Regions from separate parts of the Homo sapiens genome. Here all the other regions are linked to region 2. A link is a loop called in an ENCODE intact Hi-C map of the cell type or tissue named here. Cell type or tissue: dorsolateral prefrontal cortex. All regions are shown on one strand. Region 1 has its middle 37 kb from the start of GACAT3. Region 2 overlaps GACAT3 (gastric cancer associated transcript 3). Region 3 has its middle 43 kb from the start of MYCNOS. Region 4 has its middle 230 kb from the start of GACAT3. Region 5 has its middle 170 kb from the start of GACAT3.

Evidence for each region. Hi-C counts contacts between places; a loop is a spot of excess contacts. Peaks named below come from ENCODE experiments on the same cell type or tissue, not always from the same donor. Only the 100,000 strongest peaks of a DNase experiment are listed, where the experiment ranks them.
Region 1: it touches region 2 in a loop (2.7-fold over the local background); 2 of 110 quality-filtered maps call a loop at or near these places.
Region 3: a loop joins it to region 2, with 9 times the contacts of the local background. A loop is called at or near these places in 5 of 110 quality-filtered maps.
Region 4: a loop joins it to region 2, with 3.0 times the contacts of the local background. A loop is called at or near these places in 3 of 110 quality-filtered maps.
Region 5: a loop joins it to region 2, with 2.1 times the contacts of the local background. A loop is called at or near these places in 2 of 110 quality-filtered maps.

The regions. Positions count from the first base shown.
Region 1 is chr2:16,011,329-16,016,328 of GRCh38, forward strand. No RefSeq gene overlaps it. Among named protein-coding and RNA genes, the nearest start is that of GACAT3, 37 kb to the right of the region's middle. RefSeq lists an enhancer at 2,120-2,731. In dorsolateral prefrontal cortex, no CTCF peak of the experiment used is centred here; DNase peaks (open chromatin) are centred at 2,003, 2,477, 2,893, 3,233 and 1 weaker place; H3K4me3 peaks cover 1,524 bases; H3K27ac peaks cover 2,629 bases; H3K27me3 peaks cover 2,606 bases.
Region 2 is chr2:16,068,000-16,072,999 of GRCh38, forward strand. All of the region lies in intron 1 of GACAT3 (gastric cancer associated transcript 3), which reads left to right. Among named protein-coding and RNA genes, the nearest start is that of GACAT3, 20 kb to the left of the region's middle. In dorsolateral prefrontal cortex, no CTCF peak of the experiment used is centred here; DNase peaks (open chromatin) are centred at 1,768, 2,152, 2,542 and 2,898; H3K4me3 peaks cover 1,473 bases; H3K27ac peaks cover 4,910 bases.
Region 3 is chr2:15,982,304-15,987,303 of GRCh38, forward strand. No RefSeq gene overlaps it. Among named protein-coding and RNA genes, the nearest start is that of MYCNOS, 43 kb to the left of the region's middle. In dorsolateral prefrontal cortex, no CTCF peak of the experiment used is centred here; a DNase peak (open chromatin) is centred at 2,228; H3K4me3 peaks cover 915 bases; H3K27ac peaks cover 2,692 bases.
Region 4 is chr2:16,279,721-16,284,720 of GRCh38, forward strand. No RefSeq gene overlaps it. Among named protein-coding and RNA genes, the nearest start is that of GACAT3, 230 kb to the left of the region's middle. In dorsolateral prefrontal cortex, CTCF peaks have their summits at 2,305 (motif pointing left) and 2,504; a DNase peak (open chromatin) is centred at 2,411.
Region 5 is chr2:16,215,788-16,220,787 of GRCh38, forward strand. No RefSeq gene overlaps it. Among named protein-coding and RNA genes, the nearest start is that of GACAT3, 170 kb to the left of the region's middle. RefSeq lists an enhancer at 108-609. In dorsolateral prefrontal cortex, a CTCF peak has its summit at 3,074 (motif pointing left); no DNase peak of the experiment used is centred here; H3K4me3 peaks cover 829 bases.

The DNA.
Region 1 (5,000 bases), 57 kb before region 2:
GCCCAAATGGACTAAGACAAATGGAAAAGTAAAGCACTCTACCAGCTTCCCAGGTGGGTTTTCATCCGTTTTCACATAATTCATTCCATAAATTAGAGTGGGAGTTTTGCAGACATGGCATCAAAGCACCTGCTTTCTGTAGAAGGTAGTTCAAGGCCAGTGCAACAAAACAAGGTGCTCAAAAGTGATGCAAGGATGAGAGATGCAGGAGCACCAGGGACAGGGTGGGAAGTAGAGATTCCCAGAAGGTGGGGACAGATTGAGGCTCCAGTGTGGTTTGGGGCCATAGTGCCAGATGCATACTTATTTGGAAATAAAAAAGAATTTTTAGGCCCTGTCAAAATGTTTTCTCAACATAGCCTGGCATTAAAATGGTCTTGTTAAGCAAAGACCAACTAACTTTGGAGGAGAGATCTGCTCTGCCATTCACACCAGCTCAACGCTGGGGTCAGGGGACCAAGGCTTTCATCTGGGCTTTCTCTCAAACTTGCCATAAGATCTCTTTTCACTGCATTTCTGTGATTGGCTTTCTCCTCTGTAAATTGAATACCAACTTGCAGAGTGACCGAAAGGGCACATACCCTAATGCTTTGAGCTCCTTGCTTTGTTGTACTGGCCTTGAACTACCTCCTATAGAAACCAGGTGCTTTGATGCCATATCTGCAAAACTCCCACTCTAATTTATGGAATGAATTATGTGAAAACAAATGAAAACTCACCTGGGAAACTGGTAGAGTGCTTTACTTTTCCATTTGTCTTAGTCTATTTGGGCTGCTATAAGCAGTTTGAAAATGTGCAAAGCCTCCTCCATGTGCAAAGCTCTCAGAATGATGGTTTAACAAAGGCATCATGGCCAGGTGAGGTTGCTCATGCCTGTAATCCCAGCGCTTTGGGAGGTAAAGATGGGAGGATTGCTTGAGGCCATGACTTTGTGACCAACTTAGGCAACATAGCAAAACCCCATTTTTACAAAATAATGAATGAGTGAATGAATAAATAAATAAAATAATAATAAAATAAAAACTAAAAAATTAGCTGGGTGTGGTGGTGTGCCCCTGTAGTCCTGGAAACTCAGGAGGCTGAGTTGGGGGGATTGTCTGAGCCCAAGAGCTCAAGGCTACAGTGAGCTATGATGGCACTGCTGCACTCCAGCCTGGGAGACAGAGTGAGATCCTGTCTTAAAAAACAAACAAACAACAACAACTACAACAAAAAGGCGCCTTGGGAGAGGAAGCTCATTCCCAGCAGACCTGTGACACAGCCTGTCTCCCCAGCGAACCCAGACCATTTCCCACTCTGTGGGCAGATTGACCAAGCAACAGCACTTTTCTGTCTTCATCTGGAGTCCCTGGCAGAGGCCACCTCACTGAGGTTCAAGGCAATCCAGACTCTTGGGTAGAGCACACTCTGATGGTGGCACTACATCAGCTTGCACGAGCATGTGGCACAGGGGCCAGGCAGGAGCTGGTGTCTGCAAGGAGCCGGGAAGGGAGGGGCTCCTAGGCTTGCCACGGCTGCAGTCTCCAGGAATGAAAACCTGTCCTGCCAGTTGCATATGTAGCAATTTTGAATGCAAATAGCCACTTCCCAGATTTTTTTTTCTTTCTTCCCAGCAAAACACCCACATCATTTCCTTCCTTTGTTGGGCCCTTCCTGAGACCACTGGCTGGGGGCACATAGTAGGCACTCAATAAATATTTGCCGAGTGCGTGAATGGGTGGTAATCCAGCACTAATCCCCCTCTCTTCAGCTCCCCACCCCCAGGAAGAAATAAAAGATGTCCATTTGTGGCTTGGCCACATTCAGGCAAACTTCCATATTGCTGCCAAGTCCTGCCATCTGCCACCTCCGAGGTGCAGGTGCTGGGCACCCACAAAGCCCGGCCGTGGGCACAAAGGCCCGATGTGCACTGATAATTGCCGAGTGCACAGCCCGCCAGGCCGGCCAGGCTGATGCAAGTTTGCTGGGTCTGCTGAGATTTGCATACAGATGGCCAGTCGGGGCGCAGGGCCGCCGCCACCGCGACAACGCCGCCCGCGCCCCGGGTAGACCGGCCGCAGCCCCTTTAGAAGTGCGGGAGGCTTTGACTGCAGCCGAGCCCCAGAGAGGCCTCATTCTGCCTGTCCTGAATAGTCCGTCATTCAAAGCAACGCTTTGAAATTTGAAAAAGAGAGAGAGGAAAAGAGAGAGAGGAGAGACTGAAAAGCAGAGAGAGAGAAACAGAGACACACAGAGAGACAGGCAGAGACAGAAAGAGAGACAGAGACAGGGAGACAGAGACTGAGACTGAGACAGAAAGATTCAGACAGAGACTGAGAGAGGCTGTGAGACAGAGACAAACAGTGAGAGAGCTAGAGAAAGAGAAGGAGAGCTTGGAGGAAGGGGAAAAAAAAGCAAATTCTTTTCTTTGTGAGACTGGGGAGTGTTGGGCAAGGAGCCAGGGGGCTTCAAGAATGTGAGCGAGGCACCAGGAAGGAGGGGATCTCTGTGGAGACGCAGCTTCGGACGTGTGGCATGCACTCTCCTCCTGGTCATCCGGAGCAAGGGTCTTCAGAGCCCGAGATGCGCGACGCGCAGGAAGCACCAGAGAGGGTGGCGGGAAGAAAAGGCACCTCCATCACTTTGAAATGTCAGAGGCAAGTTGCGGCTGCGTTGAAACTAACAAAAAGAAAACACCTGCACACGCAGAAATTTTTAAAAACCCCTGTAAGCAAAACCACAAGCTCCGAAGGTAAAGCCGGAGGAGCTGTCCCTGAGTCGCGCCCGGGAGCCCCTCCGCTGTCAGTAGGTGCCGAAGGCATTTGTTCTTTGTGTGTCTTCATCTCATTTGGTTTGGAAACGGCTCGCAGGGGGAGTGTCCAGGCCTCAGGGACACGCCCGGGCGCTCTGGGCATCGGACACATGGCAGGTGTTCCGGCCTCGCCTGATTCAGCCCGGCTCTCTGTTTAACAACCATCCCGAGGCCTTCGCTTCATGTTTACTAATACCCCTCGCCCTCAGTCCTCCCACCAGCTCCCCCACCCCACCGACATCAGTGAATGACCAACACAGCTAAAAACAAGAAAGGCGTTATTGAGAGAGGGTTGCCTCCCTTGTCCAAACTAAATGAAAGGGAAATAGAATAGCAACAGAGAGTAGCTATTTATCATGTTCCTAACGGAACGTTCCAACCTGCTTCCCGTCCTGTGTCACCTCTGTATGAGAAATCTGGACGCCCGCCTAGATTTTCCACTGTCACCCTCAGCAGCCAGGCAAGCCCCGGGGCGTCGGCTCTCCTGCCTTTAACTTGCTACTGTCCATCTGCACTTTCTGCAGGCTGCCCCATGGCCCGTGGGGGCGCCTCTAGCGCTCCTTTTCTTCACCCTTGGCTCCTCACCCCCCAACCCATCTTCTCTCACTGCAGCCAGAAAGCTGTTTCTAAAACACCATTTTAGTTATATCTCTGTCTTCCTTAGAACAGTCCAACGACGGATGACTGTCATCCTGAGAATAAAGACCAACCTCTTCAGGTTGGCATGGAAACCCTCATTGGTCCAGTTGCTCTCCTGCACCTTGCAGGCTGGCCCTGCACCTTGCACCTAATGAACAAACTGCTTCTAGATTCCTCCCTAGTCTGGGTTGTTTCACGTCCTTGCCTCTTTCCTAAAATGGCGTCACTTCTTGGCTTGCCCTTACCTCACTTGATGAACAAGATGAGGCTCCTTCCTTCCTCCTGCCTACCTTTCCTTTTTTCTTCCATTCAGCTGGCAAGTACTTTTTTGGTACCAAGCCGATCTCAGGTGCTGAAGAGAAAGGGATGGAGAGAGGAACACTTTTGTCTTCCACACTTTCCCCTAGTATTGTAAGGCAAGCAGAGGGGGTAACAGTGGGGCCCCCTGCCGTGGTACCCCACACCCCTTCCCAGGCGAGACAGGATGGTATGGGGCCCCCTGCCATGGTACCCCATCCCCCTTCCCAGGTGAGACAGAATGGTATGGGGCCCCCTGCTGTGGTACCCCATCCTCCTTCCAGGCGAGATGGCTAAGGAGCCCCCTGCCGTGATACCCCACACCCCTTCCCAGGCGAGAGAAGATGGTATGGGGCCCCACACCCCTTCCAGGCGAGACAGGATTGTATGGGCCCCCTGCTGTGGTACCCCACACCCCTTCCCAGGCGAGACAGGATGATATGGGGCCTCCTGCCGTGGTACCCCATCCCCCTTCCCAGGCGAAACAGGACAGTATGGGGCCCCCTGTTTTGTTACCCCATCCCCCTTCCAGGTGAAACAGGATGGTATGGGGCCCCCTGCCTTGGTACCCCATACCCCTTCCAGGCGAGACAGGATGGTAGTTTCCACCGTCTGGATCCAGACATTGACTGTTTTTCCATCAGAGGCAAAGCCAATGAACTCAAGACTAGTGAACCCTGAACCGAACGATTTTCGTCAATATTTTCATCATATGTTTATCGTCTGAAACTTTGCCAAGAGCTCAGGGGAAGTTATTCCCAGAGGATCAATCACAGAGAGTCAATCGTGAAAGAGAAAAGGGAAGTTACTGATAATTTGACCCAGACATAGTTTTATGATCTCTTTTTCCTTTCACCACTTGAAAGGTCAGAACAAAACTCACTTTAGATGCTGTATTTCATTCTTTCAACAAATATTTGACTCGAATGAATGAGACTGTGAGTGAGGTATTTGTGTGATGATTTTCTGTGAATTAGCTCTGAAATGTGAATATTTTCATGCTCAGGAACATACCCCTATGTGGTGACTTTCTCAGAATAACTTTGTACATGCTCTTCTCATTCACTGCAGGTCTTGCATGGATTTTGGCCAAAAGCAATACAGTCTGGTCTAACCAGAAATGGAAAGATGTGCTATAATTTAAAAAGCGTTGCAGGGAGCAGAATAGCTAAGTAAAATGGTTTCTTGCCTGGCTTTTAGTTGACAATAACCCTTCTTCAGGCTTCTGCTGATTCCTCCATAACTTAGCAATAGGCAGAGCATTTTCAAGGGC
Region 2 (5,000 bases):
GGTAGAGGGAGCAGCCAGATGCTCCAGCCATCTCAGGTCAAATGAAGCCTGATCCTTTCTCAGCTTGATTTGACCTAGAACTGGGAAACAGATGGGTCCAAGCAGCCCCAGGGTCTGAGGACGGCTGGGCAGACACATGCGTCCTGGCTGCAATCGCTCTCGTTCTGAGGGCCCAGGGCTGGGGGCTGCCCTGGGACCCAAGCTCCAGTGTGGGTCTTTTGACTTATAAAACCTTAGCTAGGAATTCCTCTGTCAGGCTAGAGGGCTCGTCCTTTCTGAGGGCAGTAGACCCAGGGAGGCCCAGAGCAAATCCAGGGAGATAAGGCAGATGTCAACAGATGCATTGTAAACAACGTGGTGTGGATACTGGAAGAGATAGCGGAGGAGATAAACAGGAATCTAGGAAAGGTGCCCCATGGACTTGAGGCTAACTCAACCCCAAAGAGCTGTCCTTTTGCAATGCTGGGCCATGAAGCTGTTTAGAAACACCCTCTAACTGTATGAGCATGGGACCTGGCTCACAGATTTTTACTACATGTGTGTTAAGTGAATGAACTAATGAATAGAGACCTAGGCATTATTCATTCACTACTCATTTACTGATGTGAGGACAAACAGTTCCAGTTTGTCTAGGACTAAGGGGTGTCCCGGGATGTGGGACTTTCAGTGCTAAGACAAGGAATGTCCTGGGCAAACCAGGACTAGTTGGTCTCTGTAGTTACTGAGGATCTATGATGGACTGGACCCTGGGCCCCCACTGGGCATATGGAGGTAAGTCAGACTCAGTTCTCACTCTCAAGAAGTGCACAGCATGGTTGCAACAGGAAGATAGAAGGAAGAGTGGCAAGTGTCATGATAGGGCCATGAACAAGAGTGAGGCTATGGAGCCTGACACTTTGGCGATGGCTTTTTTTTTTTTTTTTGAGATGGAGTCTCGCTCTGTCCCCCAGGCTGGAGTGCAGTGGCTCGATCTCAGCTCACTGCAAGCTCCGCCTCCCGGGTTCACGCCATTCTCCTGCCTCAGCCTCCTGAGTAGCTGAGACTACAGGCGCTCCCCACCACGCCCGGCTAATTTTTTATATTTAGCGATGGCTTTTAAGAGGAGGAGTAAACACTGGCTTGAGTCTCATGGGAGAGGAACTCACCAGATCCCTACAAGAAGCTTGGAAAGGGCCTTGAGGTTAAGAGACAGCTGGGACTAAGGCCTAGAGGCTCACACAACAATGGTTTGGTTCAAGAAACAGTAGGCAGCATATGTGCGTGTTGGAGGGGTGGGATTGGGAGCATGTGGAGGTTGTAGGGTTGGAGAGGTATTTGAGGGTCCAGTTACAAGTGGTAAGCTATGCTAAGAAAGATTAAATTGATAATATAGGCAATAGGGAGCTGTTGAAGGTTTTCTGAGCATGGAGAGATAGAATCAGATATTACAAAACATTTCATTCATTCAACACATGTTTACTAAGCATCTATTATGTGCCATACATTGTGCTGGAGGAATGAATGAATAAATGCATGCATGCATGGCTATCACTTAATTTTCCAATCACAGTGAGGATCCTTGAAATCCAGGGACCAGCTGATGTGACTTGTGGGCCTATGATCTCTGTCAGAAAATCATTCTGCAATGAGCAAATCTAAGACAGCCAGCATTGGCTCCCGCCACCGCCCCCTTATCTGTTTTTCTTTTTGCAAAAGACCTTGAGGCCTGTAGTCGGTTCCACTACAAAACGGTTACACAATTTCCCTGGGAGAAGGCGAGTTTCCACCTTTGGGGATGAATGAGCCCTTTCTTTTCTGGAGAGCCGGCCAATGAGGCACAGGCTGGGTACTGCAGGAGGCGCGGCTGAGGGAACAGCAGGCCTCGGTCTAATTTGGGGGTAACTATTTGTTTTTTCATTAAACAAAGTCTGCATGGTAGGAATTGTGGTTGCAGGAGCCTCGGGAGGCCGATAAAGCAGGCAGGGCGAGTCTGCCGGGAGCAGCGGGCGAGGGAGCTGCTCTCTGATTCTGCTGCTGCCCAAAGCTTCCACTTTTCTGGGGCTGCAGGTCCTATAAATGGTGCCTTTGAGGAGGCTGCCCTGGTGACAGCAGGACCCTCCCTGCAGCACCCACTCGGCCACTGACTTCTGAAAGCGGGATTGTCCCTCCCCAAGCCCTGCCCTCCTGCGACATTCCTCATGCTGACCATTGTCTGCAGAAAGAGGCCATTGTCTGGGGCTGACATATCTGCTGACCAGGCACATGAAACAAGCAGAGCTTTGGGGAGGAAGAAATCCACCCAAACCAACAAAAAACCTGAGCCTAGCCTGAGGGCAGGGCTTAGACCCAGCTTGCTGAATTTCCTGATTCACTGGTGTTCTTCCCGAGACGAAGTGCCCACCATTGTGGGAGGATCCGAGTTTTATCTCTGGGCTGGAATGACACCGTCTCTGCCTTTGTGTCAACAGCACTGAGAGGCCTTGTTTAGGATGATGTGGCCAGTGCTGAGAAGGGCTTGTTTGAAGAGAAAAAAGAAAAAAACAGAACAATGTTTATCCAGCAGGCAGCTCCTGCCAAGGCGGCCTCCTCGCTGTCCTCTCCGTAGGATGCTGCTCGCCAGGCCTTCTTGGCTGTTCCTCGGCCTTGGGTGCAGGCCGTGGGTGGGGGGACAGCCAGCTGGTAGACACCGGTATTCGATGTCAGCTCTTACAACAGGGAGGTGGGTAAACAGGCTGCTGTCCCCACCTCTCCCAGGCACCCCCTGTGGCCTTGACTGCCCAGCCCTCCCCCTAACATCTTCCCCACCCACAACTAAGTTAACTCACACCAGGGGCAGCAGAGCCTTCAGACCTGTGGCCGCTACATCCATTCTGGGCACTTGGTGCCCCCACATGTACCCTTCCCTTCGGATTTGGAATATCACCGCTGCATGCAGGCACATTGCTGAGGCCAGCTGAATTGCCTTTGGGCATTAAGCCTCAGAGAGCCTCGCTACTCAAATGGTGGTCCCAGGACCAGCAGCAGCGGTGTTACCAGGGGCTAGTTAGAAATGAAGATTCTCAGGCCCATCTTGCTGTGTCAGAATCTGCATTTTAACAAGATTGCCTGCATCTATTTGCACATTAAGTTTGAGAAGCACTGGTCTACATCAGTGGTTCTCAAACAAGGCAGCCTATTGGAATCACCTGGGGAGCTTTTAAGAGTCTCAAAGACCAGGCAGCCTCTCCGGCCAATTATATGAGGATCTCTGGGGTGGGGGCGGTGGGGAGTGACACTGGAACATCAGTGTTTTCTCACACTTTCCAAATGACTTCAATGTGTCTCCAGGTTTGAGGCAGAGGAGCTAGGATGGGGCCCTCTTTCCCCAGTCCTTGGACTGGGTTTCCGTCAGTCACGATATTCTCACTTAGTACAACTCAGCAACTTTTCCTGAGAATTTTCTATGTGCCAGGAACCACAACAATTGCTGAGGTTTTATCAATGATGTTGGTACGTGTTCACTTCTGCAATGTCTTTCTGGCCCAAAGAACTCCTAGTCATCCTTCAAAGCCCAGTTTAGAAACCTCCTTCTCTGTGATGTGTTTTTTGACCTCTTGAAATGGGGAAAATGCTTCTTCCTTTTAACTCACATTGTCCTCTGCATTTTTCTATTATTGAATTTGTCATGCTGAGTCATAAACATCTATTTACCAATCACTGGACTGGGAGCCTCAAGGACAGGGACAGTATATTATTTATCTGTCGCCACGCTGGAGTGTGGTGGCGCGATCTTGGTTCACTGCAACCTCCGCCTCCTGGCTTCAAGTGATTCTCCTGCCTCAGCCGCCCGAGTAGCTGGGACTACAGGTGCGCACCACCACGCCCAGCTAATTTTTGTATTGTTAGTAGAGACGGGTTTCACCATATTGTCCAGGATGGTCTCGATCTCTTGACCTTTCGATCCACCCGCCTCAGCCTCCCAAAGTGCTGGGATGACAGGCATGAGCCTGGGCTATATCTTATTTATCTTTGCATCCCGGGGTCTAGGGCAGGGCCTGGGCATAAAGCAGGTGCTCAGTAAATGCTGTTGACTGATAACATGAATGCCTGAAGGAATACAAGAATGGGTGAAGATACATTCCCTACCCTTAAAAAACTTAAATTCTAGAAGGAGAGACCATCATGTGCAAAATTAATGTGACATTAACGTCTGATGGGTGTTTGACAGAGGTTTACCCAACTTCTGTGGGAGTGCAGGGCTGGGAGAGGGCCATCGACAGTGAGATCCGGAGTGGTCCACGCTCTGCTTATTATCGCTTTTCCAGTGTATACACCAGGGATGTCACTCGAGTGGTCCTCTTTGGCTCCTTTCCTTGTTGTAGTTGGAGACAAGAAAATAGTCCAATAAATGGAAGGTAAAGATATTTTTACATTTCTAGAAGGTGGTTGTTCTGCTACATGCAGAACAGATGACTGTGGTTAGACTGTCAGGCCCTGGACCCAAGTCTGGAGAGCCTCAGATAGAGGGAGGAGTCTAATGGGCCCAGACAACTGCTAAGCAGCTGCTGCAGTCCACGCTGGCCACTATGTGTCTACAATGGTGTAGGTTGTGGGGTGGCTGGTCACAGCTAAGATCAGGGCCCTGGCAGAGTGAAGGCCTGGCCCATCAGAGGCAGGACGCACTGCCCAGGCAGGTGTGCATCTGGCTCATGTGGGCTCCTTCCCCGCAGAGGCTTCGCAAAGCTAAGCCATCCTGTCCTGGAGGAAGGGCAGAGGCCAGTCAATCAGCTAAATGGGTACAAAAAAGCAATAGAGACAGAGCAAGTGTAAGGCAGGTGCTGGAAGCTGATGAGCACAGCAGAGGTCAGTGGGCACAAAGGTTTGAGCCAAAGGACAGCAGGCTGGAACAGGCAATGGGGAGGGGCTCTGAGACACGCAGAAGGGGGTTCTGACTCTTATGGCAGAGATTTTAAGCCCCTAGGGTGGCATGATAAGGAAGAAAAGGGTTCAGTGAAGGGTAGTAGAGATGACGGGTGATTCCT
Region 3 (5,000 bases), 86 kb before region 2:
TCTGTTCCCCACAAGCCATTCTCTTCTGTGCCTCTAAAGGATAAAGATCTATTTGTCTCTGTGTGTATGTTACAAAAAATGAATGGGGATTTAATTACAGCAGCTCATTTCCTAAAAGGAAGTCCTATTTACGATGCACCATATGTTTTGCCAGCGGCCGTACCCCTGAGGGCTGGAGTCTTGTCAGATCTCCTTAGATAAGCAGGGTTGGGCTGCTTTGGCCTGGACTGGGCCAGGGACCTGGGAGGACAGGCAGAAGGATCCAGGAAGTGAGGAGGGGGACAAAGGTAGGTTTCCAGCCACACCCCGAGCCCAGACCACTGGAGAGCATCAGTCAGCAACCAGGGAAGGCCTCCCTTGCTTCAGAGAAGGTGGATTCAGAGGCTCAGACAATTTGTGATGATTAAAATCGCCTGGCTTTTTTCATCTACTAAAGTGGCTCTTGAGGGGGAGAGAGTCTCTCTGATCCTTCCTTTCGTGGTTTTAATTCCCCCTCTGCCACTTCTGAGCCGGTGCAGATGGCTTCCTGGAGTTCTGAGAACCTTCTAGCAAGGGATGCCGGGCAGGCAAGGGGAGCAGGGAGCTGAGGAGGGGGCTTGGCTCAGTTCTAGTACTCACTCCTTCTTTTAATTGTCTACTATGTTTTCTCTTTCATGGGGCCTACGATTTTAGAGGCCAGGAAGCTGAGGAAGGGCTGTTCAGTACTTCTTAGCTGTAGTTGAATGCAGTTGCTGGAACCTGCTAGTATTTGACACAGCTTAGGAGATTTATCTCAGTCTTACCTTTTCTCTTCTTCCTTTCCAACGTGTTCTGATTCTCTTGCCTCCTCTCTCTGTCTCGCTTTTTAAACTCCATCCCCAGAAAAGTGGTGAACGCCTTCTCCCCGCATGCTGCTTGGAGTGTAGACTGTGAATTTCCCGTGCCAGCTACAATGTCACTGGCTATGATCTCCAGTGGTGGAGGTGGACACCAGAACCTTAGAGTGTCCCTTCCAGCTCCTACACTCCATCAGGTCAATCAGCAGGCAGTCCATTTTTTTCTGCTAAAAGGGTCTGGCCACCTGTGGAGGACACCCACCTGCTCTGAAGCAGGAAGGAACCAGGCAAAGCCAAGAGAAATCAAGCGACTTCCTGCAGGTTGAGCACTTGATGGAAATTAGGATGGGAATTGCCAGTCCTTGGACAGTGGTCCTGGAAGTCTCAGAGACTCGAGACCTGATTTCATTGTAGACACGAGGATAGGGCTGAGGGCTGGCTGGTGGCTGGTTGGTGAGCGGGAGAGTGTGTCTACATAGGGATGTGCCCGCTTACCCAGTGCACATCGGGGGCCCTGCCACCTCCCCCGCTGGGGTCCTGGGAGCCCCTGGAAGACAGGGGCTGACCTGCTCAGTATCTCACACAAAGGAAGTGTTCAGAAGACACCCACAAGCACCACAACCAGATGCCCATGGGCTGCCCTCCTGAGCCTGCCCCAGGTCTCTTCAAATCCTCTGGACACAGCTGCCCTCTGCCTTCCCAAGGGGCCAGATGAAGCCTCTTTCAGGCTCTCCATTTCCGAGACTGTGGCTAAACCTGTTGGCCTCCTCTTCGCATTATCTCCAAGGAGGAATTACATGGGATTTAGATCCATTTAAGAAAGTGTTCTTCTAATTTCCTGGGACTTAAAACTCCGTCGGGCTCTCAGCTACCCCTCTCTAAGTAGAAGGTGATTTGATTCAAGATGCTTTTGCTAATTAGAAACCCCCTTTCACTCTCCTGTTACACAAGAATCCAGGGCACCACATGACCCTCTGAAAAGCTGGCAAGTTTTGCAAAACGTATTTTTAGCTAGAATCAAAGGGTGAGATTTTTGCTCAACTTTGCAACAATGAAGCTGTGATCTCCCTTGCTCTCCTCTTCACTCTTTCCCCTTTCCTCCTCTCCGCACTCTCTCCCTCTCCCCATTTCCCTCTCCTTCTCCCTCTTGCTTCTCCAGCAGGGAGGCCGAGACTGTGTGAGTGCATGCATGTGTGTTCACGTGTGTGTGTGTGCATGCATGCATGTGCGTGCCTGTGTGTAGGTGTGAGGGCCTGGTGGGAGTGTGGGCCGCAGTGCCAGGCGGCCATGCTGCATTTCTGGATGCTCATTGTTCAGTCCCCGTCTCCATGGCGACGGGAGCAGCTGCTCTGTTCTGGGCCTTGGCTGGGCTGTGCGGGGCGGCCTGCCCGCCTGTCTGCCTGCCCGCCCGCCTGCCCGGCCGTGGGAGCTGCCAGCGCCTTGCCCTCCCGCTGCCCACAGGCCCTGCCAGGCTGGGCGCAAGAAAGCGTGTTTACTAACACCATCCACACGGCTCCCTGGGCATGGTGGCTCTGCCCAGAAGATGTCAGGCCGAGGGCACCGGGAGGTGGGCCTGGAGCCAGGCTGTCTGCAGCCCGGAGAGACAGTCCCGGCCGGCTGCTGCCCTGGCCTGCCAGTCTCTGGGCGAGCGCAGGCACTGGGGGTTAAGAGGCCCCCATGAGGCCCTTTCTGAAGTGAACGTTCCCTTCCTGGAATGCCTTGCCAGAGCCTCTGGAACGTTCCAGCCCCAGCGCCCGGTCTGCCCTACCTGACAGCTCTGTCCGTGGGGGCCTCGGTCCTGCGCCGACTGCGGAGCCATGAATGTCCAAAGCACTCACAGACGCGAATAAATGATGCGTATGGGGGTGACCTCAGAGATAGCTTAGACCCACAAAACCTCAGAGCAAACCCCAGGCTGCGCAAGGACAGGTCTCTGTCAGACCGAGTCCTGTCTGGCACTGGGCTGCCCTATTGGGCCCCTTTCAAGACTGGGCCTGGCCTCAGCCCAAGCTCGGGGACTGTGATCCCTATCCCGCTCCTCACCCTCTCCTTGCTTTTCCAGATCGCTCCCCTCCTCACTTTATCTCGGCCTCTCCTTCCCCCCGTGTCTTTCTCCTAGTGCTTCTCCAGACAGGCCTGGACTCTGTGAGTGTGAGCCTGTGTTTCTGTGTGTGTCTCTGTGTGTGTCTCTGTGTGTGTGTGTCTCTGAGTATGTGTCTATGTGCATGTGTCTGTGTGTCTCTGTGTATGTCTATGTGTGTGCTATGTATATGTGCCTGTGTGTGTATGTATGTGTCTTTCTGTGTGTGTCTGTATATGTGTACAGTGTGCCTGTGTGTGTCTCTGTATGTGTGCCTGCGTGTCTGTGTGTGTTTCTCTGTGTGTCTCTGCATGTGTCTTCGTGTGTGTCTGTGTGTCTGCATGTCTTTGTGTGTGTGTGTGTCTGTGTGGCTCCGTGTGTGTCGGTGTGCCTGTGTGTCTGTGTGTGCCTGTGTGTGTCTGTGTGCCTGTGTCTGTGTATTTCTCTGTGTATCTCTGTATGTGTGTCTCCGTGTGTGTATGTGTGCTTGTGTGTGTCTGTATGCGTGTCTCCATGTGTGTCTGTGTGTGTGAGTGTGTGGGTCTGTGTGTGGTCTGTGTGTGTCTCTGAGTATGTGTCTCTGCATGTGTCTGTGTGTCTCTGTGTATGTCTATGTGTGTGCCTGTGTATATGTGCCTTTGTGTGTACGTGTGTGTCTGTGTGTGTGTCTGTGTATGTGTGTCTGTATATGCGTGCATAGCGTGCCTGTGTGTTTGTGTGTGTGCATCTGTGTGTGTGTTTCTCTGTATGTCTCCATGTGTGTGCCTGTGTGCCTCTGTGTGTGTCTCTGTGTGTCTATGTATGTGTGTCTCCATGTGTGTCTGTGTGTGTCTGTATGTGTGTCTCTGTGTATATGTATGTGTGTCTATGTATCTGTGTGTCTGTGGATGTGTGTGTGCGTGCATTACCTTTGGGAAGTTAAGGATATTTCTTCTCTGAACTTTGCCATCAGCACTCAGCCCAGGGCTGAGCCGTGATTGACAGGTTACTAGAAGCTGGTCTGAAAACCTGGGAGCAAAGGGCCAGATGGCCCCGGCCTGCAGCCGCATCTCTCCCTTCCTCCCCCGCAGAGGTGAACTTGCTGTCTGTCTGCTGTGCTTTCCTGAAAGCCCCCGGCCCTGAACTGAAAACATCTGCCCAGCGTTTCCCTCATGTCCTGATCCCTCACCACTGTTTCCGTAGGAATTCCTGCCGAATGCAAACTGAGTTCTGTGTAAACTCACCCCTGTTCCCCATTGACTCAATGATCATCTATTACATACCTGTCAGGGCCAGCCCTGGGAATCATGGCACAGTTTGGGAGGGCCTAGCCTTGCCAAGGCCCCTTTGTCTGTACTGCAGCTGTTTCCTGGTCAGATTCTGCCCTGTGCCTGCACTGAGCCTGGGCATTTCCCTTCAGCCTCTAAGATGTACATCCCTCCAGGCCCTCCGGATCTAAGACCTGTCACTTGCAAGTCACCGAGAGTGCTTTCTCCCTCAGGAGTTTGTACCCCACCTCTGACCTGGGATGTGGAATTAGAAGCTGCCTGTGTCCTGAGGAAAGGGATCTCAGGCCCCGGCCAACACTCTGGAAAAATATTCTCAGGGTATCTATCTCCAGGTTCCTGTTTGGTCGCCTGTGGTCCCTTGAGGGCAGCCCTGACCCAGGCCAGGACCTGCACAGGCATTTGGGAGGTGCAGATGGGGGCTTGTGATGCCCAGCCCTGGCTGGGGCATGGGAGTTGGAGAAGGATCTGTTCATGAGGAACTGGCTGCTTGCAGGGGCAGTGGTGCCCGTGGTCTTTTTTTAGACTGAGTTTTGCTCTTGTTGCCCACACTGGAGTGTAGTGGCAAGATCTTGGCTTACTGCAACCTCCTCCTTCGGGGTTCAAGCAATTCTCCTGCCTCAGCCTCCTGAGTAGCTGGGATTACAGGCATGAGCCAACATGCCCTGCTAATCTTGGTATTTTTAGTAGAGGTGGCGTTTTACCATGTTAGCTAGGCTGGTCTCGAACTCCTGACCTCAGGTGATTCACCTGCCTCAGCCTCCCAAGGTGCTGGGATTACAGGTGTGCCCGGCCAGTGCTGGTGTTTTAAATCATTCATTCAGTGTCTACCACACACTA
Region 4 (5,000 bases), 210 kb after region 2:
CTATGGCTACGCGAGCTAGCAGGTGGTGAATCAGAGTGGGAGCCCAGCAGTCCAGCATCTGTACCCTTCATGACCCCCATAAACAGCCCACTGTGAGTGACGTGTTGCAGCAGCACAGATGTACATGACAGACTCCTCCTCAGGGATCATTTCTCTGACTGCATAATAGGAGCCAGGCTGGATGTTGAATGAGGGTGCAGCATTATCAGCAAGTTGTAATGACAGGGAGCACTCAGCGAGCATTCCTGGCACAGGTGTGGGTAGAGGCACAGAAACCCATGAATGAATAGTTGAGTATTGGATGTGAAGGGATGGGAGTCAGTTTCCCCCCACCCTTGTAGGTAATATCTGTCTCTTCATCACTGCTGTTCTAAAAGATGGCCCCAAAAGTTCAGTCTCTGTAAAATGTGTTCTAAATTAGTGGCCCCTTAGGGATTCTGGGGCTATTTCCCCTAGACAGAGGTCAAGGGACTGGCTGGACTGGTCCAGCAGCCAGGGGGCCATGGAGTGGCTGCAACCTCAAGCAGGGTATGTTCTTCCACCCTCTCTTACCCTCTCACCTCTCAGCCAGGGAACTGAGGCTCAGGCCTCTCATGGGGAGGCGAGAAGAGAAACCAAGAAGATAAGTGAGGCGGGGCCTGGGCCTTGTCCACTTCCCAGCAGACTCACCTGCTCAGTGGGCTGCCTTGCTATGTGGTCCTGAGGAAGCCCTTCGAGGGCTTGGGCCTATTGTCTATGGAGGGGATGGTGATAATGCTTTCTGGCTCCTGCAGACCCTGAGTGAGAGTCAGTGATTGAAAAGAATGTGGGAAGGCGTTCACAGTGTGGTTTCCTGCTGGATCTGAGCCCACCATGAAAGCTGGGGTCTCCTGACCCAGCACTTAGGCAACCATATCACGCCCTCCTTGCCGATCTGGGCATGTGTATGTTAGTTGTGTGTGCGTGCAGGTGTCTGTAGGCATTCAGTGGTTCTGCCAGGGAATTTGTTCTTTGCAACTGAGCTTTTCACAGGCAGGAAGGCCTGAGAGTGATGTCAGTTTCTCCCCATTGACTCTGTGGGATGAACTCTGCCCCTATACTTACTCCTCCTCCTGCAACCCATCCTTTAACTTCTATGATTGGGGTCCTTGGTGATGAGCCATGTCATAAGGTCAGGTTCTTCCACCTGCAGAGCACTTGGCATTTCCAGACCACATGCATGATACTTAGGAGAAGGCTTCTCCTTGCACAGTCAAAAAGGGTAGGGAAAGTTCTGCCATGGGAACTTACCATATGCCAGGATTGTGCTAGACACTTTGCACAAGGGTCTTTAATTCTCAGAAGTGATTCTGAGAGGGAGATATTTTTATGCCATTTTACTGATGGAGATGTCAAGGCTCAGAGATGTTACAGGAATACCCACAGCTAGCAAGTGGTGAAGCCCATGGTTGTTTTTGTTTTGCTTTGTTTTTTTTTTTTTTTGTTTGTTTGTTTGTTTTTGAGACAGAGTCTTACTCTGTCTCCCAGGCTGGAGTGCAGTGGTGTGATCTCTGCTCACTGCAACCTCCGCCTCCCAGATTCAAGCGATTCTCCTGCCTCAGCCTCCTGAGCAGCTGGGACTACAGGTGCGTGCCACCATGCCCAGCTAATTTTTGTATATTTTTAAAGTAGAGATGGGGTTTCACCATGTTGGCCAGGCTGGTCTCAAACTCCTGACCTCGTGATCCACCCGCCTCAGCCTCCCAAAGTGCTGGGATTACAGGCATGAGCCACCGCGCCCGGCCATAGCCCGCAGTTTTAATTTGGCCATCCTGTGGAGACTCATGAGGCTGAGCAGTGATGCTGCCAAGGCGATGGACACTGGATTGACTCTTTGGTAGTTTCGGCTTTGCTCTGGGAGGCCTCCGTGGATTGTTCCCGGGAAGGGACTGTGGCTCCTTCTGCCTCACTGGAGCATCAATTCCTGAACCTGATGTTTCTCTACTGTGAGCCAATCCTCGTGTTTTATTCTCTAATCTCGGCTTTGCCAAAAAGCAGGCAGCCTTTGGAGAACCTAAAGAGGCGACAGACCGAGTTTTTCCTCTGGTCTGTACAATGGTGGGCAAACCTCTGTGTCTCTCTGGGCCTCAGTTTTCCCACCAGTGATATGAGATTATTCTAGAATGATATTTTAGAGTCTTTTCAGCTCTGACGTCATTTCGTTTCATTGCATAGCATTGCAGTGCTCTGTATTTTATCTTTAGACACCCTCCCTCTCTGAAATGTTATAATCTTTCTCACGGAGGCTTCTCCCCTTCTGGCTAGTCTGTCTTAAAGTATAGCACCACCTTCTGGTGATTGGTTTACTCCTTCCCCCGCCTCCCACTCTAGCTCCTGTCTGATTCTTGGTTCCTCTCTTCCTCCAGAAACTAGGCTGAAAACCGATGACCAGGCACAGACACCTGGCTGTGGGCATCTCTCTGCAGAGCTCACCTGGGAGGGTCAGTGGTGAGTTGCAGCTGGACCCGGCATTCTTCCATCAAGACAGTGCCGATGCCCTTCCTGGGGCTGAGATCACACCAGGAGCCGGGGAGGAGCTGGCTACCTTGGCAGAGCCTGGATGGCCTGGGGTGGCAGCAGCTGAAAGTGCATAATTCATGAGGGATTTGCTCCATCAGGAAGCAAGGGCAGAAGTAGACAAGGTCCTCGGCCTGGTTTTTCTTTCCCTTTTGCTTTTGTTTTGAGGTGAAGAAGCAGGCTTCAGAAAAATGTATGGGCAGCCAAGTTTCAGAGGCTCTTAGAGTTTTTGGATTTTTTTTTGGGGGGGGGCTTTATTTTGTGTGGAAAAGAAAGCAAGAAAAAGAAGGGGTGTGTTTAGGGCTTTTTCCCCCATGAGAGAAATGTGGAGGGCCTCCCTGAGCATGTGTCTTTGTCTCTATGGGTCATGGCTCCTGAGCAGATTTCTCAAAGTTGCTCTCATCTGCCCAACACTCATGACGGTCTGAGGGTTCAGCTGTGGGGATAGAGAGGATGGAGGGCTGCGGGGGATCTTCTACCAGGACCTGTCAGCTCACTACCTAGGAGGACAGAGTTTAGGCTTGTCTCTATCCTGGAGAAACCCAACTGTCCCCAAACAGGCCAGGCCTTGTGTGGCTTTAAATTTCTGGAAGTACACATTGTATTGACTTGGGAATGTTTGCTGTAGGAACTCTGACCTGGCAGATAGGAGACCAGATTCCAAATTATGAATGCACTGCTCTAGGTGTTCTTCAGCAACTGAGTGTCTTTTATCTTCCAAGCATAGTTTCTTCTTTCGCAAGGAGAGGGTAGAAATGAAGAGTTTCAAGATTTCTGAGCTTCATTCTATCCCATTATTCTAGAACACTAGGAGTTAAATGATAGGGGTTTTCATTCACACTCTGCCTCTTCCCTGATAAGCCAAGTAACTTGTCTTGCTCCTAATGAGTTTGTCAGTTTGGGCAGCATCATGCATTGGAGTGGGACAGGGCCAAGATGTGCAGGTGCCCCATGCCATCCCAACCCCATGAGCTCTGCATGCTTGCAGGGTTGTTGGAAGGATGTCCAAGGCTGCAGTGAAACTTTGCTGCTGTGGATGGGGTGGGTGAGCACACATACAGGTGCCTGGGCCTGGAGCAGGCTGGGGAAGTGCAGGGAAGGTAGACAGAACCAATGGGATGGCTGTGATCCCATACAGAGAGCCACTAATTAAGGCCCATATATCAGCTAAAAGGAAGGAATTATCAGCAATCAAAAGAAAAATGTAAACACATTCCAAATTGTACATTTTTTTAACCTTCACCTAGTCGGGTGGTCCGTGTTTGTTCTATGCCACAAGGCAAATGTGTGTACCTGCACAGACACACCTGTGTGCGTATGCTCTGAATTAGAAGGGTTTCATCGAACGAGGCCGGCAGGGTGATACTCAGCCGCCAGGCCTCAGCCTTGTGGGAATTGGCAGGAAACTGTTGGTAAATCACTTGGGATTCTGTGGGTACAGGCACTGTGTTCATTGAAGATATCATTAGCGCCTTTCGTCAGGAGCCAGAAGCCCACAGTGCAGTCTACCGGTGCTTGACTTAGCTTGTCCAGCAGTGAAATTAACATAATAAAACTCAGTTAACAGAGATGCTACAGATTTAATTAGTTCCTTAACAGTTAAAGAAGAGTTATGAGATCCTGAGCCCTCCATCTTCAAAAGCAATTTGGGCAGATTGATGTCACCGTCCGACATCTCCACCGAAATTCTGGGTTGCCAAAGTCAATTTGGGAAATTGCTCATATTATTCTACCTCCTTCCTTACCACCTTGAAAGGAAGCACTTCCAGGTTGCCTCTCAACTGATTCTTCCAGAGCCTGGGACTCACCGGAAATAGGGAGGTTCTACCCTATGGGCTCTGGAGCTTCTCCTTTGGAGTGCCTGGCCCCTCTGCCTCTCCTCCCACATCCCAGAACCTGCCTCATCTGCCCTTTGCATTCTGCAGGTGCTCAGTAGATACAAGTTGTAGCTATCGTTCTTCTAACACCTTTTTTTTTTCTTTAGACAAAGTTTCACTCTTGTTGCCCAGGCTGGAATGCAGTGGCGCAATCTTGGCAACCTCCACCCCCCGGGTTCAAGCAATTCTCCTGCCTCAGCCTCCTGAGTAGCTGGAATTACAGGCATGTGCCACCATGCCTGGCTAATTTTTGTATTTTTAGTAGACGTGGGGGTTTCACCATGTTGGTCAGGCTGGTCTTGAACTCCTGACTTGAGGTGTTCCACCTGCCTCAGCCTCCCAAAATGCTGGGATTACAGGCGTGAGCCACCATGCCCAGTGTTGTTCTTCCAACTTCCTGTGCATTCGGTGCCTCTTCTGAATCTGTATTAGATGCCATAAAATGTAATATGGCTATTAAGCTGTTTGTTCTGGGCTGGTGGATTTAGCAGTGTTTGGGCATGGTAGGTGACTGAGTGAGAGCTACAACAGCTTGAGAAGTTCGGGACACTCACTCAGGAGACCCGTAATAGCTCGACCTCTTATTTT
Region 5 (5,000 bases), 150 kb after region 2:
GATTGTAGGATCAAGAGTTGACCGTCTCCGAGTGGAATATCTGAAGCGGTGCTATCACCCCTTCCAGTGATGGAGAGTCATGTGAAGAAAGCTGTTCATGAAGCTAGGAGTCTCTTTCTCTGCTTATAAAAGAAGGCTTGTAGATTCTTCTGTTTGGGCTCATAACTGCTCTGGAAGAAGGCGGAATCGGGCAGAACTGATGCAGGCCTAGGAATTCTGGGAAGCGGAAGCAGCGGCGTAGGCCCACGCAGTCTGGCCACTCCGCCCTGCCCTTCACCCAGATTCCTCCCTGCTCCCTGGGTGCTTTTGGAGACTAGCTTCCGGAGCCTGACACATGTTCCTTTGTCTGGCCCCAGCTGTTAGAATCTGTCTTCATTCATTAAGCAGGAAGGGAGTTTTCAGAACTGCTTCTGCAGTCTGATGTCATGGGGCAGCCACACTCAAACCTCGGCAACTTCAAATTAGAGATGTCAAAATACGCAATGGAGACCTGACTGAGCACCCTCTAATCCTCGGCCATGGTGCTGGATGCCTCCCCTCCCCGATAATGACTGGTCCTAGGGCCAATCTGCACCGTGGGTGCCATTATCATTTTACAGAAAAGGAAACTGAGGCTCAGAAATGCTGTGAGGCAGCTCATAGCTCTATACTTAGAAAGGCAGGATCTGAGCCCAGGTCGGTGTGACTACAAGGCTGGCTCTCAGAACACCGCACTCACCGTCTTTCCTACCAACAGAGAGCTGCAGCCATCTTTCCTGCTATTAAAAGAAAAATCATAAAAGGGCTTGTCTTTTAGAAAATAACCATGCCGTCTTTGGGGAGAACACAGGTTTCTGTCCCAAAGCCTGGCTCACCTCCCTGCCGGGAAGGGCCTCCACGCTCAGCCCAGGACTCAGGGTATGCACCATATTGTCACCGATAATTGTACAGACCCATTCATCAGCAGGAATCCTATTTCAAACAGCTCTCCGACTCTAACGGCACGAAAAGCGTGAACTAAGCACAGTTTAATTAATTCTGATCTCACAGACAGAGGCTGCCCCATCAGAGACGACGGTGCACAGACACGAGGCAGGAAAAATTTCTCCAGCCTCAGAAGCAGGAGTGCATTCAAATGATCCCTTCATTCCTTCAAGATGGATAATTTGTTTTTTAGTAAATTCATAGGACACGTTTGTTGGAACCGTCACTGGCTCTCATCTTTCTGGGAAGGTGTACCTTTTAACCTAGAGAGCAGAAAAGCCTCTGATCTCGCTCCCTCTGACAGAAAGAAATGAGCCTCTTTGCTTTTAGTCTAATAATAGTATCTCCAATTCATGTAGATTTTTATGGTAAATCTTAAACATCATAGAAAATCCATATCCACAGTCCAATCACCAAGTCACCTTGGAGGAAAAGGAGGGGGGGAAATAGCATTATTTGAATTTCAAGGAAAGAAATACACCAGGAGAGCTGGGCATGCTTCATCTTTCTTCTACCAAGGAGCTCAGAGGCCTCCATGCCCTGAGACAGTCCCAGCTTCTCAGTGCCAAAGAGAAATGAGGGTAATACACACAGATGGAGTCCCTGGGACCCAGAAGGGTGGGCTCTGCCCAGAGTTAGCTGACTCCAGGAAATCGGCATGGTTCTGCTCCAAAAGGACCTCAATGACACTTCCCTACTGCTGCAGTGAGGAAGGTCGAGCCCATTTTATAGGGGGAGCTACCAAGACACAGAGAAGGTAGGCCATTGATACAGGGTCACACAAGTAGTGTGGCAGGGTCAGAGATGTCTCCATAATCCAGCTGGACCACTAGCTTTTGAGCAACTCCTTTCCTCTCTCCAAGTCCCCGTTGCCCCACATGTAAAACGAGAAGGCAGAACTCTCCTGAACACTAGATACCTTTTATTAACAGTGGTGCCTGTACCACGAAAGCAGTAATTCTTCTGGGAGTGAAACCTGCATGTTTGATACCTTGGTCAAGGGGAGGGAGGGAGGACAGAAGAGGGAGGATCAGAGTTCAATTTTCACTCCATTCCTTCATTTACTTATCTACTATGTTTCTAGCGTTGTGTTCAGAGGTGAGAACTCAGCGATGACAAAGATACTGGCCTCCTTCTTGAGGGGCTCACAGTCTTCTAGAGAAAACAGACAACGAAGTATGAAACCAGGGCCAGGCGGTGGTTCATGCCTGTAGTCCCAGCACTTTGGGAGGCCGAAGCAGGCAGATCACCTGAGGTCAGGAGTTCGAGACCAACCAATATGATGAAACCCCGTCTCTGCTAAAAATACAAAAATTAGCCAGGCTTGGAGGCATGTGCCTGTAATCCCAGCTACTCGGGAGGCTGAGACAGGAGAATTGCTTGAACCTGGGAGGCAGAGGTTGCAGTGAGCCGAGATCGCCCCATTGCACTCCAGCCTGGGCAACAAGAGCAAAACTCCATGTCAAAAAAAAAGAAAAAAAAAGTATGAAACCAGGCAGGTGCAGTGACTCATGCCCGTAATCTCAGTGACTTGGGAGGCTGAGGTGGGAGGATGGCTTGAGGCTAGCAGTTTGAGACCATCCTGGGCAACAAAACCAGACGCCCATCTCTACAAAAAAAATTTAAAAAATCAGCCAAGCATGGTGGCACATGCCTGTAGTCCCAGCTACTTGGGAGTCTGAGGCAGGAGTTCGAGGCTGCAGTGAGGGTGCCACTGCACTCCAGCCTGGGTGACAGAGCTGAGATTCTGATTCAAAAAAAAAAAAGAAAGAAAAAAGAAAAGAAAAGAAAAGAATGATAGAAATGTACACAAGGAGCTTTGGGAACAGAGGAGAGAGAGCAACTATCTCTGCCTGACCTTGAGTAAGTCATTTAAGTAATTCTGGTCCTCATCTTTAACATGGAATAGTCACAACTTGCACTTCACAGAGTTGTAATTCATGGTGCTTGTGTGAGGAACTCAGTGGGTATATAAAGGATCTGAAGTGGCCTAGGGCTTTCTCCAGAGTCCCTGGATTCGTCTAGGCCATATTGGCCCACAGCTTTCTCCATCTATTCACCAGCAGCCCAGCCAGCAGGGAACCTCGGGGAGCCCTGCGCCCTCTTCAGGCTGTCCTCCTGCCATACATTTACTAGTCTTCCCTGATTTGCCCCCATCAAGTTTTCTCTCTAGAGTATACTGGTGCATTTGGCCTTTTCCTTAGGCAGTTCAGAGGTAGGAGTGGATAAAAGCTGGAGCTCTGTAGTGTCAGGCAGACATTGGCTCAAATCCAGCTTTGCTCCTCAGCTAGATGCTAAATCTGGGGAAAGTTACTTAACGTCTCTGAGCCTCTGTTTCCTCACCTGTACGGGAGGGATAATGAGAGTGCTTCTCGGTAGGGCTGTGAGGATTGAATGAGGGGATCGGTCAGCTCCTCAGACCCAAGATCCTCTTGGGGTGGTGGTGGTGCGGGGATGGGTCCTTTACTTGCTCAATTAAAGTCCTGAGCAAGTACCAGGACCGGTGAGTGCTAAATGTTGGTAATGTTCTCCCTCCTCCTTCTGTTCCTCCCCCTCCCCCCTTCTCCCTCCCCCCTCATTGTTATTACTAAATGCAAGGTCAAGTGTGGCAGGGCTCTCACCCTGTTCGGTTTTGCACATGCTAAGATGGGGTCCCCCAGGACCATGTTCAGGGTAAGAGGGAATTGCAGGGGTCCTGGAGGCACGCTAAGGCTAAGGTGGGAGTTTAAATCCATACCAGCTGTGTGATTGTGAGCAAATTGCTTGCCCTCTCTGGGCCTAAGCTTCCCCATTGGTAAGATGGGGATACTGACACTTTCTCACAGGTTTGTTGTGAGGAGTAAACGAGATCATCTAAGTTCAGGGCATGGCAAGTCATGGGCACTGCCTTCTCTTCCCTGTCCAGAGGCTCAATGCCCGCTACACAGAACAAGCAGCAGCTTGTTAATGTCCCGACAAGCATCACTTGTGCTTTCACCGGGAGTCATGCCCCTAGGCCGCAGTGTCTTTGCTGCCTGTCTTCTGTAACTCAACCACCGCCCAGGAGGGCCATGGGTCTGTGGGGCTTGCCCAGTACCCAGGTGCCAACTGGCCTGCTGGTGGGGGCATCTATGGGCTAAGACTGCATCTTTAGATAACACTTTCCAGATAAGCCCTTTTCTCTTATGGGTATTTCGTATCAGCCCTGTGAGTTAGGTGCTCAATAATAACAAAGATGGCTGGGTGTGGTGGTTCATGCCTGTAATCCCAGCACTTTGGGAGGCCGGGGCGGGCAGATCGTGAGGTCAGGAGTTCAAGACCAGCCTGGCACACATACTGAAACCCTGTCTCTACTAAAAATACAAAAAAAAAAAAAAAAAAAAAAAATTAGCCAGGCGTGGTGACTGGCACCTGTAGTCCCAGCTACTTGGGAGGCTGAGGCAGGAGAATTGCTTGAACCCAGGAGGTGGAGGTTGCAGTGAGCTGAGATTGCAACACTGTGCTCCAGCCTGGGTGACAGAGCAAGACTCTGTCTCAAAAATAAAAATAAAATAAAATAAATAATAACAAAGATGACAGTAATAATAGTGACCAACAAATGTTGAGGATCCCGCCTGCCAGGTACTGTGCTAAGCCTGTCACTGCCTGACAGGATGCAGGGTGGCTTGCAGCAGACTTTCTTCTTTTTCCATTTTTATTTTTTTTTTGAGACGAGGTCTTGCCCTGTCACCCAGAATGGAGTGCAGTGGTGCCATCACAGCTCCCTGCAGCCTTGATCTCCCAGGCTCAAGTTATCCTCCCACCTCAGCCTCCTGAGTAGGTGGGACTACAGGTTTGTGCCACCATACTCAGCTAATTTTTTTTTTCTTTTTTGTTTTTTTTGAGACGGAGTCTCGCTGTGTCGCCCAGGCTGGAGTGCAGTGGTGCGATCTCGGCTCACTGCAAGCTTCGCCTCCTGGGTTCATGCCGTTCTCCTGCCTCAGCCTCCTGAGTAGCTGGGACTACAGGTGCCTGCCACCACGCCCGGCTAATTTTTTTTGTATTCTTAGTAGAAACGG